3 separate regions of the Homo sapiens genome follow, and regions 1 and 3 are each linked to region 2. A link is a contact called in ENCODE Hi-C or POLR2A ChIA-PET data. All regions are on one chromosome and are shown on one strand. The core of a region is the stretch at or near the end of the contact, and the rest is flanking DNA. Distances in the headings are between cores, read along the strand shown.

What was found. A loop is a pair of places that touch in the nucleus more often than their neighbours do. ChIA-PET counts read pairs that join two places held with the same protein, here RNA polymerase II (POLR2A). Pooled maps may share reads with other maps.
Region 1: a map of naive thymus-derived CD4-positive, alpha-beta T cell shows a loop between it and region 2 (6-fold over the local background). The contact joins the promoter of USP13 here to the promoter of CCDC39 in region 2. A Hi-C loop is called at or near these places in 1 of 168 maps with a recorded cell type or tissue (naive thymus-derived CD4-positive, alpha-beta T cell), 3 of 37 single-sample maps with no recorded cell type and 12 of 50 pooled maps.
Region 3: a map with no recorded cell type shows a loop between it and region 2 (8-fold over the local background). The contact joins the promoter of MRPL47 here to the promoter of CCDC39 in region 2. A Hi-C loop is called at or near these places in 1 of 37 single-sample maps with no recorded cell type and 6 of 50 pooled maps. POLR2A ChIA-PET finds 5 or more read pairs at or near these places in 1 of 52 experiments (activated T-cell).

What each region holds. Positions count from the first base shown.
Region 1 is chr3:179,651,487-179,655,265 of GRCh38, reverse strand. It overlaps USP13 (ubiquitin specific peptidase 13), which reads right to left and starts at 2,226. Exons shown (of 21, transcript NM_003940.3): 1 at 1,873-2,226. The coding sequence starts at 2,040. RefSeq lists an enhancer at 1,753-2,396 and silencers at 2,065-2,404, 2,415-2,494.
Region 2 is chr3:180,677,436-180,680,966 of GRCh38, reverse strand. CCDC39 (coiled-coil domain 39 molecular ruler complex subunit) reads left to right here and starts at 1,478. Exons shown (of 20, transcript NM_181426.2): 1 at 1,478-1,676. The coding sequence starts at 1,587. It overlaps CCDC39-AS1 (CCDC39 antisense RNA 1), which reads right to left and starts at 886. Exons shown (of 2, transcript NR_046725.1): 1 at 777-886. RefSeq lists enhancers at 977-1,026, 1,107-1,206.
Region 3 is chr3:179,602,332-179,605,913 of GRCh38, reverse strand. MRPL47 (mitochondrial ribosomal protein L47) reads left to right here and starts at 1,276. Exons shown (of 7, transcript NM_020409.3): 1 at 1,276-1,387; 2 at 3,117-3,262. The coding sequence starts at 1,290. It overlaps NDUFB5 (NADH:ubiquinone oxidoreductase subunit B5), which reads right to left and starts at 1,120. Exons shown (of 6, transcript NM_002492.4): 1 at 975-1,120. The coding sequence starts at 1,098. RefSeq lists enhancers at 535-624, 655-814, 253-1,119, 995-1,194, 1,120-1,986.

The DNA.
Region 1 (3,779 bases), core at 977-3,476, 1.0 Mb after region 2:
TATGCAGCAAAAACTTCCAAGAGCAAAGTTTGTAAGCAGAACTTGAAGAAGAGCCCAAATCAAAACATGGGGAAAGTCATTTGACCCACTTTCCATGTTGTGCTATCCTAAAAAACTTAGGCCACTTTCTTCTTCCTGGAGGTAACAATCTGTCAATTGCTTAAGTTAGGACCATCATCCCTCTCCACCTTTAGAAGCTATTAGTGGGAACTGCCCAACACTGGCCATACAATCTGAAAATGGCATTTTCAAATAATTTATGGATAACATCCTAAAAAAGGACTGCCGATTGTCACACTCCACTCTGTGGATCTTTTCGAAAGAAAAAAAAAGTAAACAATCAAAAATTAAGTTAGGTTTCATCCCTCAAATGATATGGAGTTACCATAAATAAAAAAACTAAATGTCACAGAGAGGATACTAACTCTGATACTCCAGTGTGTGTCGAGCAAAAGTGCTTTGAAGCCAGCCAAAATCAACCCACAGATAATAAAGGAAACTTTGGAAATGTTGCCGCTCATTTGGACTTTTCTTTTCCCCTCTGACAATAGTCCACATGCTATGAATAAAATACATTAGACCATTGCGAGACCTGCCTCGGTCCATCCAATCCATGCGCCTCCCAATGCATTGAGATCTGCCGGGTGACATATGAGATCTAAAGTGGGTGGATAAAAATAACCTGGTCCTCAAAAAGACATGATAAACGCCAGACAGCTGAGTCACTTTGAAGCCCATTTTGACTTTTGAAAGGGACATTCACCCTCCTGCTGCTTCTCACACATTCACATAGAACCAGGTGAAAACCACCACCAACCGCCCCGGGTGGAAGGCGGCGATCCCTCTCAGCTTCCTCCTCATTCTCCGAGGTCACGACTCGGGATTGAACTTTTAATAATTTATACTTGCGCATGTCAGTCCAAGTGACTCATTTAGAAGGGCAAGGTGGGGAAGGCTTAAGAAAACCATCGCAATCCAGTAGATCCCCTATTTCTGCTGCCCGAGTGGAGGCACCGGAAGGTTTCGTCTGACATTTTTTTTTTTTTTTTTTTGAGACGGAGTCTCGCTCTGTCGCCCAGGCTGGAGGGCAGTGGCGCGATCTCGGCCCACTACAGCCTCCTCCTTCCCGGTTCAAGCGATTCTCAAGCCTCAGCCTCCCGAGTAGCTGGGACTACAGGCTCCCGCCACCGCGCCCGGCTAATTTTGGGGTTCTTTTTTAGTAGAGATGGGGTTTCGCCATATTAGCCAGGCTGGTCTCGAACTCCTGACCTCAAACGATCCGCCCGCCTCCGCCTCTTAAAAAGTGCTAGGATTTCAGACGTGAGCCACCGCGCCTGGCCCTGACATTCTAAAGACAAGAAAAGGAGTGGGGTGAAATGGGAACTGGTGGAAGAAAAGCTCAGAGAGCAAATCAGAATTGTCCAGAAGTGGGGATCCCTGAGCAAAGCAAGTGGTCCCAGAAAAAGAAGGGCTGTGTGTGTCCCGGGGTGTGGGGGGATCATCCCGTCCACCTACCCGCCCTGCGCTCTGCCCCGCGGAGGACGCAAACGATCTGCAACGTGCAGTTCGGAACAGGGAACTCTTGTATTTCATCTATCTTTAAACGGCGGCGGGGCTGTGTGCAAGCTGCTGGGAATCGGGCCCTTCCAGCCTGGGGAGGCTGGCGGAGCAAAACCACCAGCACGAGCCAGTCCTCGGCTGCAGCAGCCCTGGGGCGCTCACTAAGTGTCTGCCGAACTGCAGTGTTCCTGAGCCAACTCTGCCGCCCGGAGGAAGAGAAGAGGTCCCGGCCGCCACTGCGCATCTTCTCCCCCGGCTTCACGTGCCGCAGGCCGCCGGCCCCGCGACCCTCCCCCGAGGCGCCTCACTTACGGGAGAGTCGTAGGAGAAGGCGCACTCGTTCTTGTAGACCCTGTCGCCGGACCTGGGCACGCGGATCGTGGGCATGTGGGGCACTAGCAGCTCGCCGATGTCTCCTGCAGCCATCTTCCTGCCTCCGCTGCCGCCCGGCATGCCGAACAGGGCGCCCCGGCGCTGCATGGCCTCGGCGCGCACCGGAGCCGAGCGAGCCGAGCCGGAGCCGGAGCGCGGGGTCTGCCGGCGGCGGCGGCGCCAGCGAGCGGGCTGACGGGCGGGCTGCGCGGGCAACGGCAGCCGGCCGAGCCGGGGCGGGCGGGGAGAGCGGGCTGCGGGGCGGGAGCGGGCACCGCGGGCTTGGGGCGGACTGGCGACGCTATTTTTAATCCAATGGCGAGTCTCCGGCCCAGCTGCAGCGTCAGGCGGGGCTGGGGAGCGCCAGCCGCAGCGTGCCGGGGAGGGGGCGCTGGAGAGGGGCCCTGCGCGTGGGCCGGGCGCGGCGGCGGGGGGCGGAGGGCGAACCCCTGAGGCGTTGGCGCGGGAGCTCGAGCGGGCTGGCGGCCGAACGCGGCGCGGGAGGGCCCCGGGAAAACACCACGGAGGTGTTTTCTATCCCGAATTGTTGGCTTGCAGAGGGGCAACTCCGAGGAGGCCAACACAAAGAGCAGGATTGGGGGTTTTAAAAACCGCTTGCTTTTAAAACAGCCGAAGACTAGGGCGGTGACGTCCCCGGATTGGATAGGGGCGGGACTCGATGTGCAAATCTGAAATCTAACGTGAGGCTTAAATCTAAATTTGCGCCATGCACTTCAGTGCTTCCCCACTAAGCTTCGTTCCTTACTTTAACATCCAAGGCTCAAAAATAGAGCGAATAGAATAAGATCGAGTGAGGATAGAGGGTGTGTGTGTGGGGGAGGGCGGGGTGTGTGTGGGAGTGTGTGTGTAATAATAATACAGGTTTTCTTACATATTGGGGGAAGTCAGGGATGGTCAAGATTTTTTCAGGGCGTCGGAAGGCTTTCTATTTTTCTCTGCCTTTGGAGTATCTTCTATGTGATTCAAAGTTCTCATGTCGAACATTCAGTGGCCTGATTTGAGGATTTTGTAGGCAGGCATACATATTCCTGTCTTGATCATCAGTTCCTCAAAATAAATGATGAATGGGGTTGGCCTCGGGGGTTGATCATTTGCAAGCAGAGCATGTCTCCCAGCATACTCTCATTCTCTCCAAAAAACCCACAAGACGGGTTCAATGACATTGAGGTTCTCTAACTACACCCAACATATGTATTCATGACAGAGTATCCAGTGATCCCTGCCAGTTAATGAAATGCAGAAATAGCGAGAAATAGTGAACCAAAACGCTAATTTTTGTAAGCCTCTCTCAGATCAGATAGTCCTTAAGTTCTTTTTTTTTTCTTACTTTTTTTCTCTTTTAACTCTCCCTGGTTCTCCAGACCTATCTCAAGATTTCCATACCCTCAAGCAAGCCTCGAGCGCACCACACTTTCTTATAACTCAGCACTCCCAAATGCTATCTGTTGGAAAAGGAGGAGGTGGCACTGAGCAAAAAATCAGACACTACTGTCATCTTCCTCATTGGGCAGATCCTCTCAGCGAGCTTTTGCTTTGAATTTAGTCTCATCAGCTTATTACCTTTCACGTTAATGGATGATGTTTTCTCCAATTACAGAGATAAACTTGGTTTTACAAAACTTAAAATTTAATCTTAGATTAAATACAAATTAAATCAGTGAGACACTGTTTTTCATCCTTTGGGCTGGTAAAGATATATTGAGTTAGCATGGGTTTGGGAAGTAGACCCTCATTACATTGTTGGTGGGGATAAAAACGATAAACCTCTTTGGAAGGAAATGTAATAATACCAGTCATAACTTTATATGTGCATACTGTTTTCCCCA
Region 2 (3,531 bases), core at 229-2,728:
ATTCTAGTCTTTAAAGGCACTAAGTCCACAAGATTAAGTTTATGGAAAACAATGTAGGCACAAAGAGACAAAGCTCCTACAGGAGGATTTCAGAACTATAGTGACAAACAAATCGACTGTAAAAAGACATTTTTAGGACAGTCGAAATATGAATCTGAAATGGTTATTAGATGATATTGAAGAATAGTTGATTTTTATAGGTGTGATAATGATATTGTGCTTATGTTAGATAACATTAACCACTCTTCTACCAATACATGCTCATGTATTTAGGGCTGTAATGTCATGATGTCTATGATTATTTTTTCACTTGAGCAAAAGATACAGATGATGCTAACATGGCAAAATATGAATGCTAAATCAAGGTGATGCATATATAGCAGTTATTTATACTCTGCTTTCTATTCCCATATACATTTAAAATATTTATAATAAAAGTTTAACAATGTCTAGGTAAAATAAAATTCGAAAGAGCAAAAAAAATTACAGATGATTATTGGATACGTAAAATTAATTCATGCACAGCATCCCTTCTTTAATCACTTTGCCTCAAGGAGCCTCGGTTTAACTTACCGAGAAAATGAAAGGATTAGATTAGTTGATTGTTTTGTCCTTTCCAGTTCTGAGATACTATACAAGAGAGACTATAACTCAAATGCCTACCCGTGCCAAGCAGGTAATTCAAATTAGTGAACTGGTAAAGTGCTTTGTTGGTCTAAAGGGGGCGCCTCTCCAGCGGAACATTGCCTTTTGATAATGGGGATTGTGTCACCTACCCTTTTTCAAGCAGAGGAAATACAGACGTTTATGCGAAATTCCACACTTTAAATGTTAGCAAACAAAAATGCAAAGAAAAATGCAAGTATGGGAGTGGTGCCGGAGGGACCACCACACCGCGCCACAAGTGTGCGGCCTCCGCGCGGTCCGCGTCTGTGATCGACTGGGACATCCGCGATGGGGCCGGTGAGTGCGGTGAGGAAGGCTGGCCGACTGAAACAGGCGACGATCAGAACATCCCAGTGATGCCAGAGAGAGAGTTGTTTCCAAACACCAGTTCACTTCGGTCTACTTTCACCTACTGTAGTAGCTGAAATCTACACAACACAGCAAACACACCTTGAAAAGAAACTTAGTTTATAATCCCTGTTGGCTCCCGTCTTCCCCCAGGCAATCGGAGGATCGTGTGGTTTACTTCCAGCCAGCTGCCCCGTGGTCCTCCAGCCAGCTCCGGGGGCCACAGTTTTCACACGCTCCGGGAGCGATCCGAGAGCCGCCTTTTCGTGGAAAGTTACGCTGCCGCCTGGCAACCCCCGGGAACGTCGGGAGGGGCAAGTTGCTGCTCATCCCTCAGTGCTCAAGGTAAGAAAAAGATTCTTCGGCCTGCAGGCAGGGAGTTCTCAACCGGAAGTTTCGCCTTCGGGCTGGAGCGTTTCCTGTTTGGTAACTAAGGACGCGGGAAGGTTGCTAGGGCTCCCCCGGCAATTGCCGCGGCACTGTGCAGGTGCCTGGGCTTGACGCGGGTGCTGCTCACCCGCTGTACAAGAAGGCGGATCTTTGCTCTGTATCTTCTCTATCCGTTTGCAGTCATGAGTAGCGAATTCCTGGCTGAGCTGCACTGGGAGGATGGGTTCGCCATCCCGGTGGCGAACGAGGAGAACAAGCTACTGGAAGATCAGGTGAGATCAATTGAAGCAGGCGGGAGGAAGCAGAGAGAGCCTGTTGGGGGCGTTTTCTGGTTGGCAGTACTACCCCAGCCCTTTTATTTCTCTCCTTTCCTAATCCTGTGCTTCCTCTAACACTCCCCCGCACCATCGCCCTCCTCCCTTACCCTCTCTGCCTATTTCAGTAATTGTTAAGCATTTAAAAATGCTATTAAAACCATAATTGACATTTAGGGTTATAAAGCTCGAATTATTACTCCCTTCCTCATGCCCACTCCTCTTACTTATTTCGTTCCTCCTGGCGAGAGAGGAAAGGCTGGTTCCGGCGCCCGCTTTTTCCTTGCTCAAAAATTAAAGAGCTACTTGGAAAAGAATTTCTGAGGTTTGCATAGCAACGGTTATTTGCGCACGTTTATAAATTAAACTCCAGAAGGTTCATATTTCTTTGTGAGTTTTTGTCTGTAATGTTTAAAGCTGAAAGTGACTTGAGATGTTTTCAAGAGGAACAGCCCGGTAAGAATGAAATGTGCGGTTTACAGTTTTTCAAAGAGAAGATTGAGTTGTCACAGATTAACATAAGAAATTTTACGTTGCAAGGACGAACTTACACTAACTACAATTCATAGCAGTTGTTAAAAAAAAAAAAATTGCAGGCCGGGCGCAGTGGCTCACACCTGTAATCCCAGCACTTTGGGAGGCTGAGGCGGAGGAACCCTAAAAGCCAGGAGTAAAACAAGCTTGAACAACAAAGCGAGACCCCCCACAAACCCCTCCCACCGCGTCTCTACGAAAAAATAAAAAAATAAAAAATTGCAACCGGGTCAGCAAATTTTGAAAAACTTTGGTGGTGATATGTTGTGTAGAAGAAGGTCCAAGAATAACAGATGATGCTTACACAACTTTGTAAAACGGAACAGAAAGTTTTCTCAGCTCTAAAAAAGGAAAATGAAAATCCTGTTACTCTACCTTTTGAAAACAATGGAAATGCTTTTTAACACGTTCTGACCTATTTACTCATGTGTAATTTAGAAGACTGCAATTTTTCCCCAAAGGAGGGCAATATTAGGAAATGTAAGGGATCTAGCACTGAGTACCGAGGAATTAATACTAAGTATCCAGCCCTGGGTTCAGATCCTACTTACCAACCCTAATCCTGCTTCTTTTTTTGTAAAGCGGAGATGGAGATGAACAAACTAATTACTTCGCGGGCTCTAGGGACATAATATGGGTTAAGGTTCCATCCAAATTTTAGGTTTTAGTATTCTTGCCATAATATGTGTCACACAGGATTTTTATGTACATATTAAGTATATTAGCTCTTTTAAAAAAGTATAGAGCCATATAAAGAAGAAAAATGAGCACCACAATTGCATTAAATTAAATTGCTTTTTAAACTCTGACATTTAAAAAGCAACTCCTGTAAATTTAAGATATTCAAACAGAATAGAAGGGTATGAGATAAAAACATAAGGTATTTCCTCTCCAAAGTGTCCACTGTACTGTAGAAATGATTACCATGGCATTAAACACACATTTCAGACATCTTGGTATACAGATATACAGAAAGAAGAGAAAAATGAGTATTATAATGGAATTATATATATGCGGTATTTAACACAAAATATTTATTTTAGTATTTGAGAGAAGAAAAAGCAGTTGTTGAATTTCAGGTAAATATTACTTGATCACAAGAGGTGCTGATTGCTAAAAAAATTCCTCTAAGTTAAGAAAAAATTAAATGGTTAATGTTTCTAAGAACTCTATATTTCAAATATAGATTACTGAATGTCTCTGATTTTAAAGAATAAGTTAGCACTCTTACACATTTTCCCACCTCCTTTTCCCCTATTAAAAATAATGGTTTTATCAT
Region 3 (3,582 bases), core at 27-2,526, 1.1 Mb after region 2:
AGGCTGAGGCGGGAGAATCGCTTGAACCCGGGGGGTGGAGATTGCAGTGAGCCAAGATGGTGCCACTGCACTCCAGCCTGGGTGACAGAGTGAGACTGTCTCAAAAGAAAAAAAAAAAAAGACTGTATTATGACTTTCCTGAGACCTAGGCACTTTTGCCTTCAAGGGCCCCTTCGTCTAAGTTATTAAAAATAATATTTTATGACTGCATTGGTATAAAACGAACATAATACAGGCTGGATTCGTTATCATATTCATAAACATTATGGTTTTTTTAAAAAAGAAATTTAAATTAAAAGACTTTCGTAGACCCCTAAAACTATCATGGGTTCAGGCAGGAGAATCGCTTGAACCCAGGAGGCGGAGGTTGCAGTGAGCCAAGATCGCGCCACTGCACTCCAGCCTGGGCAACAGAGTGAGACTCTGTCTCAAAAAACAAACAAACAAAACAAAACAAAACAAAAACCTCTCTTCCTCCCCAGTTCATCTGCATCTCATTATTGGGCGGCACGGTACTTACTGTGCCTAAAGAATAAGTTGGCCCTGAGCCTCTTTACCTGTCTACATATTACCTGTCTTCATATTCCTTAGCATAGGTGGGCTTCTCGGCAAGATGACTTTGCATCTGTGGGACTAGAACCTAGCCTTTGGGCAGGTGGAACGCAACAATAAGCTTGTGCCCTAGAGATACAGATCTCAGCTCTATACCTTTCTAGACTCAGCTTCATCCGCAAATTAGCATTAATTGGGATGGTGAATAACAACGTTTTAGAAATGCTAATAATGTAAACACGATCTATCTGGCTACTTCAGGAAAACCCCTCATATAGCTCGTGCTCCGTCTCTCCTGTCAAGCCCCAAGCCCACAACTTGTCCCGGCTCCCTCCGGATCCCACCAAGGTCACCCTGGAAGCGTCCTCCCTTTTCTCGCCCCGCACCCGCTTCACGCCCGTTCTCCCTAGGCCAGCACCCACCAGCAGCCTTCGGAAAGCCACGAGTGAGGAAGCCCCCAAATCCGAGGCGAGTGCCAAGGGGCCGGCCAGACAGAGCTGCCACCGCAGTAACCGAAACCCGCCGCAACAAACTCATGGCCGCCATGGCTACTACGGGCAGGAGGAAGAAGGGAGGCGGGTCACGGAAGCTGAGAGAGCCAATTTACCAATGAGGACAAAGGCAGGATGTGGCCATCTTAAGTGAGGGCAAGTTTTCTATTCTCCTCACCGCCGGCTTGAGACGCCGGAAGTGACGCTATCGTTGGCGGAAACGCGTTTTGCCAGTTATGCGAAAACATGGCTGCGGCCGGTTTGGCCCTTCTTTGTAGGAGAGTTTCATCCGCCCTGAAATCTTCCCGATCGTTAATAACTCCTCAGGTCCCTGCCTGCACAGGGTAAGTGATGTATAAAGTAGGTTTGCCCACCTCTCCAACTTTGGATCTTGTTTGGTTGCCGAGATGCCGAGATGCCGAGAACAACTCAAGAATGGAACGGCCGCCTGGATGGCAGAGCCGGAGCCCACTTTGGTGAGGAGTGAGTGACCTTGGAGAAGTCGCTCACCTCCGACATTTCTATTCCTTCCTCATTTTGTTGCTGCCTGCTGTGGACAAGACAGTATATGGGGTTTGTAGATGTCCAGCATTTGTTGAAGTAAATACATCTATAAGTACAGAAGCATCCTCTTGGGCTGGGTGAGGTGCGAAAAACTTTACCGAAGATGTTTTTGTTGTGATACTCAAGTCTGTGTCAAGTTTGGATGGATTAAAAAAGAAGAGATATTTGTATTTACAGGATGTGTTACAATGAAAGTAACTGGTAACTTAGTAACTTCTTTTATTTATTTATTTTTCTTGGTCCTGGATCCAGTGAAGTATCCATTTATTACATTGGTTGCCATGACTCTTTAGTCTCTATCCGGAACAATTTCTTTTTTTTTTTTTTCTTAATGTTGTTGACATTTTGATGAGATTAGCTTTTTAAGAATCTTATTCATTTGGATTTGTCTGATTGTTTCCTCATTATAAGATTTAGGCTAAATATTTTTGGTAGGGATACAACACTTGTGATAAACTTCATTATTTAGTTTCAAATCATCTCAGGTCGTTAACTATTTTTTAAAAACAGGATTTTTGAATTACTGCATAATAATTTATCATCCAGATGCACAGTAATTTTTAAACCATTCTTAGCTGCGTATTTACATAATTAAAAACTTGACATCCTATATAGTGCTTTAATAAACATCTTAATTTATAAATTCCCATCTATAATAATTTTTTCAGTTGAAACTTCTAGATGCAGAATTACTGAATTAAAGGAGGAAGTATTTGAGGCTCCTGATACATGTTGCAAAATTGTGAGGTTTTTTTGTTTTTGTTTTTTGAGACAGGGACTGACTCTGTCGCCCAGGCTGGAGTGCAATGGTGTGATCTCAGCTCACTGAAACCTCTGCCTCCCAGGCTCAAAGCGTCCTCCCACCTCAGCCTCCCGAGTAGTTGGGACTATAAGGCACGTGCTACTATGCCTGGCTAATTTTTGTATTTTTGTTAAAGATGAGGTTTTGCCATCTTGCCCAGGCTGGTCTTGAGCTCCTGGGCTCAAAGTGATCCTCCCACCTCGGCCTTCCAAATTTCTGGGATAACAGGTGTGAGCCACCGTGCCCAGCCCACATGTTGCAAAATTGACTGCTCTTTTTACCTGCGCTTGCACCCATTAGCAATGTAAGAAGGACCCAAAAATGTTACCTTAAAATATAATTGTGTAACTATGTTACCTCTGAAATTATAAGGTAGCAGCTTCTATAATGCAGTATTAACAATACTTTCTAAAGCATTTTCAAAATTTATTGTGGCCAAGCATGGTGGCTCATCCCTGTAATTCCAGCACTTTGGGAGGCCAAGGTGGGAGGATCACTTGAGCCCAGGAGTTCGAGACCAGCCTGGACAACATAGTGAGACCCAGTCTCTAAATAAGAAAAAAAAATTAATTCTTGTGCAGAAACCCTGAGTAGCTTTTTAAAATGTTATCGATGACAAAATGATTATGTTTATTATGATAATGTTTATTGCTTATAAAATCCAGATATTATAAAACTTTTACTTGTTTATGTGTGTTCAATTGCAGGTTTTTTCTTAGTTTGTTGCCTAAGAGTACACCAAATGTGACATCCTTTCACCAATATAGATTACTTCATACCACATTGTCAAGGAAAGGACTAGAAGAATTTTTTGATGACCCAAAAAACTGGGGGCAAGAAAAAGTAAAATCTGGTGAGATACTTGGATTTGTCAACATTAGATATATTTATGGAACCCCCCCCCCCGCCCCGCCCAACCATCGTTCTAGGATTATATATCCAGTTTAGGAATTATTTAGATGTTTCCTTTTTCAGTTTTCTTTGAGACTGTCTACTAGAGAAAATTAAAGGGACAATATAATAGTAGAGTTAATTGTTCCTTGGCAGATTGGCAAGATGGTTAGATAAGGAATAGGCTGAAATTATTAACTAAAGTAAGGTTTAGGGCTTATTTTAGATTTTATTTTTTAATGATAATTTAAAGTTTGTTTATTTATTTAGAGATGGAGTTTT